Linked DNA regions of Homo sapiens: region 2 is linked to region 1. A link is an interaction called in ENCODE POLR2A ChIA-PET data of the cell type or tissue named here. Cell type or tissue: PC-9. All regions are shown on one strand.

Region 1 (5,000 bases):
GCTTCTGCATAAAGACACCCCAGTTATATCGGAGAGAAGAGTCAAATCGACATGGTTATGCCTCTAGTAGCTACAGCATGCCACAGTGGGGGAATTCCTTAAATCTCCCCCTTGACAAGATGGAAAACCTTCGTGGTCATAGATCAAATCCTACCACAACAAACATGTTCATAATCAAGGTCAGCATAGCACAAAGACTCCTAAGGTGGGGCCAGTGGTCTGTTTATCTCAAGCTATAACTTTTTTCCCTGCTTTGCATTTGGCTTTGGTACAAGAATTTGACATAAACACCCTCCTAACCCCACTCCCCTACAGGTATTTACATAGCAATTTTCTCCTGAGCTGGTCAAAACCCTGCTAGGACTTGGAGAATTCCATTGTGTTTGTAGTAAGCAGACACCTGGAGCCAGATAGCTCTTAGAGAATAAACTATTCTTGGATTGGAAAGGGATCTGAATGTATCTGACGCCCTCCTTTTGCAAAAATTTTGCAGTGTTTTCAGAGGACCTTCTACATTTTCACTAAGGGGATATTTCCCCCTAATATCTCCACCATTGCCATTGTTGGAGTTTCCTGCTGGGTCTGGCCCCCACAGGTATAATGCCAGCTGGAAACAGAACACTCACATCTCTTAAATTACTCCACTAACGAAGAAGTCACACGTGGAATTAGAATTCTGGCTAATTTTCCTGTGGGCACACCTTAAGCACACAAACCTGAAAGCAGCAGAGCAGCGAAACTGGCAGCCAAAATAAAGCAAAAAGAAGAACATCTTCCAGGAGGGAGGTGGAATCAGATTGAGGCAAAGCCAGGACTAGGTTCTTGGCAACGTGATTAAAATCCCGAACTACGAGGGAGGAGAGGCCTTGCTGCCAGCCCCTCAGCACACTCGAGCCAGGGCACTGGAGGTGGGTGGTGGTTAAAAGCTGTGTGCCATTCACAGCCTATAGCACTGCCTGTGTCCGTCAGTATGGGCAGAATGGCTAATGACTCCAAATAAAACTCCTACACCATGCTCCATCTGGGGACCATGTTATAGCTGAATACACAAAGTCACTTTGTAGCTTGCCCGATAAGTCCACTTTAATTCCTCCAAAATAATTCATGGAGGCCTGTGAGCACACTGCACCAGGCCAAGCACTAGGGTTATAAAAAAGAAATGAAAAAAGAAAAACCTAGTTGCTCTACTCTAAGGGCTTATGATTTAACCAAGGAGATGAGATTCACAATGGTAGCTGGCAATACGGTAAATCAAGGCACAAAGAATCCAGGAGTGTGTTCTGCTAGAGGCCCAAGAGGGCAGCTGGCATTTTCAGGAGGATGCAGGTCAGCCTTTATGGGAAAATGGATTGAGTTTACCTTGAAGGGTGGGGAAATTTTAGGCAGGTGGCTAAGAAGTGAGCTGGCCTCTGGGGATGTGGGGAGACTGTGAGCGCCGCATGAGACAGGCTCTGCATCCTGCACATGCTGCCTGCATTTCCAGCCCTGGGAGGAGGATTTGTGCAAGGGAGGCAGAGATGAGAGCGTTGATAGGAAGGAAGGAGGCCAGATTTCAGAGAGGTCTGAATCCCACACAGAGAAGCTTGGGCTTTCTCCAATAAGCTGCAGGGAGCAGTTGGAGACTTGTGAACAGCAGATTAACATAATTAAATAAAAACTTCAAGACTTTAGCTTTTTGTGGGGATGCAGACTAGACGAGAGGTGATGAGAACATTAGAAAGCTTTTACAGTGTAGACCAGGCTGGCCACGGTGTTGGCAACGGGAGAGAAAGAAATAGATCTGGAAGATACCACAAAGCAAATATCTAAAGGGCTTGGAAACAAATTTGGCCGGGGGGCGGATGAAGGATGAGTCAGGGGCAGTTCTGAATTTTAAAACTTGGGGGATGTGAGGTGGAGGTGGCATCGTCAGACATAAAGACACAGGTTCGAGCAGCTTTACAAGAACTTAAAAAGGCCAGACCACCCAAAGGTGGCACTGACTGGAAGCACGAGGCTACGGACAATGCTTCCTCATTTCAAAGGGGAGTTAACAAGTTAAGTGAAGTTTTATCCACCAATGAAATGGCTGTCTGTCCAAACAAATAAGCAACAAGTGTGGGCTCTGCACTCCTCTCCACCTCTCTTGCTCCTTCCGTTGATGCTCCCCTAACATTTATCTGACCATAAGCTAAGAGCAGTCATGAGAACAAGATAGAAATCCTCAGAAATCCAGAACTCTAATCCTTCCTTCTGCTGAAATACTGTAGGGCTTAGTTATTTTCACACTTATGCATATGCTTCAGTGTGTAAGAACTGAGTCATTGTTTTCTTTTCTCCTCCCCTCTCCCCTCTCTTTCCCTCCTCTTTGCCACCCAGCACCTCCTCTGCCTCCACCCCCAAGCCACTGCAAACATCCTGGCATGCATCTCTCCCCATCCATTTCTGCATGGCTGTCAACATTTCCCATTCCCTCCAAGCTTGCCTCCTGCCTCCTATTTCTTTAGACACACTGGGAGTCTAAGAAATGAACTACAGATTCAACAGGACTGTGGACCACAGATCTTGACAAAGACAGGCAGCTTGTTGTGAAAAGAGAATTGGAGGGCAGGTCAGAGACTTAGGTTTTAGGAGTCAGGCAAGGGAATCAGATAAAGATCCCTGAAAACAAGGGATATCATCACTGCCCAGCTTTACTGACGTAGAGACAAGTTTTCTCACTTGGCAGATATAGACGGAAGATAAGCAGGTTCCCTTTCAGATGGTAACCCCAAGTGCAGTGGCTCACAGCTGCAGTTATTCTGAATGGCAGCGGGAGGGAAGGAAACAATGAATGCACACACACACAAGAGCAATGCTTAAGGTGAAATGGACTTGAACAGTCTCAAATGCACACCTCCTCCAGTTCCTGGAAGGCAAGGATGAGTCAAACAGAAGTTGAATTTCACAGGCGTTCCTCCTCCACTGTCACATACGTTCCCAGACGCAGAGTCATCTGTGCACATGTCACCCAGCATCGACTGCTACCAGCAACTGCCTCCTGGGAAGTTAAGCTGCAGGGTCAGATCTGCTTCTGCTGGGGAGCTGAAAGTAAACTGCGTAAGGTGGGGGTGATCCCAGTAATGTGAGGGCAGGAAAAAGCAGAGAACGCTGGAAAAGGATGGCAGGAATTAACATGGCTCTGAAGAGAGGAGCCAAGGATCACCTGATCTGTAGAGCCTGGAATCTGCAGTTATTTCTAGTTTCCTAGACAACCCTGACTAAACTAGGAAGACATCTGAACTCCGGCTCAAAAATAATATAGGTTCTTGGAATGGGACAAAAGAAGAAAGGAAAGGGGAGGTGATACCATGTGCCAGTTCAGGGAGTGGGGACCAGACCTTCAGAGAAAGGAAGGTCTTCCCAAATGGAAGCTGAAATCCCAGTGGGCATTATGCTTTCTGTACTTTTGCATTTGTAGCCAAGAGCATGATTCTAATTCTGGTTCTCCAGCGGAGGTGCGGGCAGCACATGTGCATGAGTTCGTCAAAATTGATCTAACGGCACACATAAGATCTGTACATTTCACTGTATGTAAATTAGATCCTAGTAATTCTACCTCTCTCAATTAGTTGGTTGTGTGACCTTGGACAAGTCATTTAAATTTTTGTAGTCCAGGATTCTCCATCTGTCAAGCTGAAGCTAAGAAGCTGGCCTCTAAGTTTCTCCCTGGCTCTAAAATTTACGATTGTGAGAGCTGATTATTGCAGGAAATGAGCAAATACATCCAGATTAAGAAGGGCCGCAACTATTGATAGAAGCTAAGAAGAATTTCTGAATGGGATTAGCCATCTGCAGAAAATTCCCCCTAAATCATCCATCCTGGAATCAGACGTGGAGAGAGGTGAAGATTCCATCCTCTGCACCAAAAGGAAGTGGCAGCCCCTCCTGGCTCTGCATTTTCCCCTCCTTCCCATCCGCTCTCCCCTACAGACTCTCTAAATTCTTCCACTGGAGATTCCCCAAGGGCTCAGGATTGGGACAGGCCTTTTCTTCCCTTCCTTCCAAATTTCCTTTGGGTTTATAGCACCCTGGTCGGGTTCACAGGAAGGGAAAGGAGAGGGAAGAAACCATTCACATTTGGGTGTGCGTAGCAAGCAGAGAGCTGGAGGGTTACAGAAACTTAGAGGAGGTCAGAGCCAGACAATCATCTCCCCATCCTATGTCTTATGGATAAGAAAATGAAGATGCAGAAAACTAGTGTGACTTCTCACCATTTCTAAAGCCCCGGAAAGAACAGATCAAGGAGGCAGCTGTGGCCATCTTCAGGCTGGTTCTTTCACATAGAGATGCTCCTACTTACTCCATAAATAGTTTGTCATGGGCAACTTTCAGACAGAGGAGCTGGAACTACCCTAACCGGGCACTGGAACATGTGTAAGTAGACCACCTGGCTCACCTGTTTCTCTTCTCAGAGGGGCTCTGAGTCATGAGGAGAACCTCTGGATATGCAGAATGGATAAACTGCTTCTGTCAGGATGGAAAGGAATTCACAGATGTCTTGCCAGCAGCTAACCAGTGACACAGCTGAATGGTAGCAGGCCCATGGAAACACTCTGGATAAGAAAGACTATCAAAGGAGCATCAGGTCCAGATTGCAAATTGCTTTAGCAGCTAACATAGGCATAAAGACAGAACGACCCACTCTAATCCAAGGGGGTTACGCTTCAGCGCTGGCTGCCTCTGACTCTCACCCTTGACCCAGCCCATTCATCAGTATGTTGATAAGCAGATTCTCTTCACAGAGCTCCTTAATCTGGTTTCCCAGGGAGGTCTTGCAGAGATTAATGAGAGCACTGTGCTTCCTGCCAGTTTTTGAGGCTGGGACAGTTAAACAGCAAGGGTGAAGGAGCTTGTCATAAAGTACACAAACCATCCCATCATTGGACTTGACCCCATTAGGTGGTTAACTCAAACATCTTCTCAATGTAGACACTTGGATCTATTTTTTTTATTCACTCTCTCCTTGGTAGCCAGCAAAA
Region 2 (5,000 bases), 340 kb after region 1:
CCAAAATCTTCAGCTCCTTTGACATCCACATTATTTGGTCATAAAGTCCCATCATTACTACTTCCTAATTGTTTCCTAGTAACCACACTATCATCTATGTTTAGGTCTTCATCACCACTTAGACTACAGCACAGAGCAGTATTAGGTATTTCTGATTCTAACCCAACCACTTCACCAGAAATTCTCACCTAGCTGGTCACCATTAGAGATCATTTTTTAAAGGACGTATTTCTGGGCCCTATTCATGACACAGTAACTGATTTGGCAGAATTGCAATGGAATCCTGGGATTACCACCACTACCACCACCCCCCACCCCCCAACTGCCCCATAAACCCTCTCTCTAAGTGACTGTGATGTAATTATTCCAGAGACTGCCATGTGGGAAGAATCATTCCTCTATGCCTAGGCTACCAGTTTCCTTTCTGAACTAGAAATCTGAATATGTCACTCTGATTATAATCTGTCATCTGTTTAATCATTATCTTTCTACAAGTAAAAGGATCCTAGGAGTACCATATTAGTGCAATGATGTATGTGTATGTGTTCATATTTATGTGTGTGCATGAAGTGGAAGAATGAAAATGAGAGAGAGGGAGAGAAAAAAAGAGGGTGAAAGCTAGAGGGAGAAAATGAAAACAAGACTGAAAGAGAATCTAAGCATAAGTGTGAGAGATATATGGCTCTGGAGTACTCATGGTCTAGTAGGGAAGAAAACAGATGAACAAAACTGGATTCATGAACCTCCCAGAGTCTTTTTAGGGTTTTGAGATGTAAGATTAAGAAACTGTCTTATAAAGAAGAGACAGATATATACCTGTATCCCACTAGGTATATAATGACCCATCACAAAGTTGTGACTCAACCATCAAAATGTAGCAAACAACCATGTACTATTTCTGGCTATATTCCTAGACTTGAATATCATGAAAATAGGTAGACCACCATCCCAGTGAACTCTATGAGGCTGTCCAATTATTTATTTTACTAGATTCTGTTAACTCCCCAGAATTTGACAATCTTTTTTTCAACCACATATCTGGAGAGGTAATTAACAATTCTGAAACAAATTGACTCAATAAAATGCTGGCTCACAAATTCTATCAATGGGAACTGTGAGAGCCAAGAATTTTTAAACAAGTATAGAACTTCTCGGTAAGGACCTTCCAATCTCTCCTGAGAGATATTTTGTTCTAATTTGTGCATACCTCAAAACATTCTGAATTTAGCCTTCAAGCTACCATGCATAGGGTAGACAAATTTATATAATCTTTAAACTGAACCATATAGGATTCTATCATTATTACAAAGGCAAATTAAATGTACTACTCAATGACATTTCAATAATGTTTAAAAAAATGAAATTACTTTGTTAGTCACAGTGTTGATTGCCAGAGTTGGAGAGGCACTTCCCGAAATAATACACTCCATTCCCAAAGAATCTGAATCTATGCTATATGGAGTTGAGGCCTAAAATACAAGAACAAAATAAATAATTATTAGCTCATATATCCAGCAACTTTAACACAGTTTGAAGGGATCTCATCAAATTCTTGAACATCCAGTTTTGTGCTTTGTTTCTGAAAATGAATTTAAATCACTAGTGAAATCTCTTCTACTAAATTTTAGTATGCTACTGACTTGATATTACAAAGTCCTTTGGTATGGCTACTCTCTAACAACTCTTAATTTACTGCAGGATAGGCTGACAAAAATTACAAATAAACTTCTGTAGTGAAAATTGCTAATGATCCCCTAATATCCATTCTCCCCTCATCCCTTTCAGTAATAGATATTTACAGTATCTACTCATGTCTGCCCAGCCACAGACTACCTTTCTAGATTCCTGAGAAGCTGCCTGTGGCCATGTGACTACGGTGTGACCAACAGGATGTGAGCAGGAGTGATGTGTGCCACTTCTGGGTCATGTCTTTGAAAGAAACCTGCTTGCCCACCATTCATTCTTTCTCTCTTATTGCAGATTTAAGACAGATATGGTGGTGGTGATCTTGCTTAACCATAAATAGCTGAGGGTAATACCCTGGGAAAATACCGGAAAAACAGGATTAGAAGGAACCTCGACATCTGAATGACCCTGTGAAACAGAGCTGTTTATATCTCTGACCCACCCATGAGTTTGGGCTTCTACCTGACAGAGAAATAAATCTCTCTGGTTTAAGCCAGTTATAGATTTTTAAAACTTTTGCTATTTATTTTTATTGATACATATTAGATGTACATATTTTGAGTATACATGTGATAATTTAATACATTCATATAATCAAATGAAAAATGAGATATCCTCAAATTTTATCTTTTGTTTATACTAGGAATATTCAAATTATTCTCTTCTAAGCTATTTCAAAATATACAATCAATTAATGTTAACTACAGCCACCCTACTGATTTATCAGACATCAGGTCTTATTTCTTCTTCTTCTTCTTCTTGTTTTTTGGGATGGAGTCTCGCTCTGTTGCCCAGGCTGTAGTGCAGTGGTGCAATCTCGGCTCACTGCAACCTTCACCTCCCATGCTCAAGCGATTCTCTTGCCTCAGCCTCCCAAGTAGCTGGGATTACAGGTGTGTGTCACCACACCTGGCTAATTTTTGTACTTTTAGTAGAGACAGGGTTCACCATGTTGGCCAGGCTGGTCTTGAACTCCTGACCTAAAGTGACCCACCTGCCTCAGCCTCCAAAAGTGCTACTACAGGTGTTGAGTCATCATGCCCAGCCAGTTCTTATTTCTTCTAAGTGTATATTTACATCCATTAATCAACCTGTCTTCATATCCCTTCCCCCTACCCTTCCTGGCCTCTGATAATCACCAATCTACTTTCTATCTTCATGTAATCCACTTTTTTAGCTACCACATATGAGTGAGAATACGCAATATTTGTCTTTCTGTGAGTGTACATCAGTTATAGTTTTATTTTTCTTCCTTTGCTAGAGCAACTGAACGATCCCCTAAATATACCTCATATGTACTGTTTAGAGTTAACATGGGTGTTAAAAACAATACAGAAAGTTTTCTGCTATTAGAATTCTGAATATATACATTGTGATAACTCCTCTCTCTAAGAAACGGTTTTTATTGCTTTATTGAGCCTTCAAAAGTTCAACTTCAATGGTAAATGTTAAAGAGGGGCAAACAGAAGTAATTTATGATTATGATGCTAGCTACATATATATTCCCTCTCTGGCAAAAACTATTTGTCCCACACATGATCCTAATTGTACATGCATTTCTAAAAGATCATACCAGATGAGCGAGAGAGCAATTTCACCAAGACACATTTTTGAAATTAATCTATCCTTTAATCCCTCAGCATTTTTCTCATTCCAGATAATCTAATCAACCTTCGGGCAGAGAATAGGGATCTTGATTGAAAAAGACCAGAGCTACCCCTACAAGCTAGAATCCAGCACTTAGGTCCCAGGTACACATTGAGAGCAAGGTGAAATAGAAGAGCTATAAAAATAACTCTTATTTATGCCTCAGTTTTGGTGCCAGCCAACCAAGCTATAATTAAGTTAACACAGAAGATTACTTTAGAAAGGTACAAATCTCATATTCCCTTAATTCAACTCAGTCATCTCAGTCTGAACTATTGGTTCACTAATTCTCATTCTTCCCTTCTGGTAGGAAAAGGGAAACTTTTGTTATCTGATTTCATGTAAATTACTCGAACTTTATGCTTGTTTTCTCATCTATAAAAAGATGATTATGCTACTTCCTTTAGAGATCTGTTAAGAACATCAACACAGTATTTCATGTAAAGCGCTTAGCATGGTAACTGAAACACACAGTAAGTGCTGGCCACTATGATGACCACTAGAATATATCTGCTACTGATGTCAAGGATCTGCTGATACAAAGAAATACTCATCCCTCAACAAAATACTAGCAAATCATATTCAACAGTTCAGTAAAAGGATCATTCACCATGATCAAGTGGGATTTATCCCTGGGATGTAAGGCTGATTCAATATACATGCATTAATAAATGTGATTCACCATATTAAGAGAATCAAAGACTAAAAGAATGAAGGATCATCCCAAAGATACTTTAAAAAGCATTTGACAAAATTCAATATCCTTTCATGACAAAAACGCTCAACAAAAAAGGTATAGAAGGAACATTCCTCAACACAATAAAGGTCACATATAATAAGTCCATAGCTAACACCATACTCAATGGTGAAAAGTTAAAGGCTTTTCCTCTTAAGACCAGGAACAAGACAATGATACCCACTGTCACCATTTCTATTCAACATAGTACTGGATGGCCTAGCCAAAGCAATTAGGCAAGAGAAGGAACTAGAGATGCTCTTCGACTTATGATGGGGTTACGTCCCAATAAACCCATCATAAACTGAAACTACCATAAGTCAAAAATGCACTTAATGTACTTAACCTACTGAACATAACAGCTCAGCCTAACCTACCTTAAACACGTTCAGAACACTTACACATTAAGCCACACATGAGCAAAAGCATCTATTTTATAATAAAGTGTTAAATATCTCATGTAATTTATTGAATACTATATTGAAGGTGAAAAACAGAATGGTTGTATAGGTACTTGAAGTACTGTTGCTACTGAATATGTGTTGCTTTTGTACCATCAGAAAGCCAAAAAATTGTAAGCCAAAACATTCTCTAAGTCAGGTACTATCTACAAAAGGCGTCCAAATAGGAAGCAATGAAGTGAAATTGTCTCTGCTGACATGCTCTTATATAGACCAAATCCTAAAGACTTCAACAAAAACAGAACAGTATTCAGTAAAGTTGTAAACAAATTCAGTAACGTTGCGGGATACAAGATTAACCTATAAAAATCAGTAGCATTTCTATACACTAACAACAAACTATCTAAAAAAGCTATTAAGAAAACAATTCGTTTTTTCTTTCTCCAAGATGGTAGATTAAAGGGATTAACATGCCCCTCCCACTTGGAAAAATAAAATCATGTGTAGAGATTCATGCTGTGAACTTTTTT

Evidence for each region. Peaks named below come from ENCODE experiments on the same cell type or tissue, not always from the same donor. Only the 100,000 strongest peaks of a DNase experiment are listed, where the experiment ranks them.
Region 2: POLR2A ChIA-PET joins it to region 1 with 5 read pairs; 1 of 35 experiments calls an interaction of 5 or more read pairs at or near these places.

What each region holds. Positions count from the first base shown.
Region 1 is chr1:41,860,161-41,865,160 of GRCh38, forward strand. The region is part of intron 1 of HIVEP3 (HIVEP zinc finger 3); the gene reads right to left. Among named protein-coding and RNA genes, the nearest start is that of HIVEP3, 56 kb to the right of the region's middle. In PC-9, no CTCF peak of the experiment used is centred here; DNase peaks (open chromatin) are centred at 301, 1,821, 2,321 and 2,921; H3K4me3 peaks cover 1,581 bases; H3K27ac peaks cover 3,990 bases.
Region 2 is chr1:42,204,395-42,209,394 of GRCh38, forward strand. FOXJ3 (forkhead box J3) reads right to left here. Exons shown (of 13, transcript NM_014947.5): 6 at 1,368-1,469. Among named protein-coding and RNA genes, the nearest start is that of GUCA2A, 42 kb to the left of the region's middle. In PC-9, no CTCF peak of the experiment used is centred here; DNase peaks (open chromatin) are centred at 1,977 and 2,757; H3K4me3 peaks cover 1,267 bases; H3K27ac peaks cover 3,865 bases.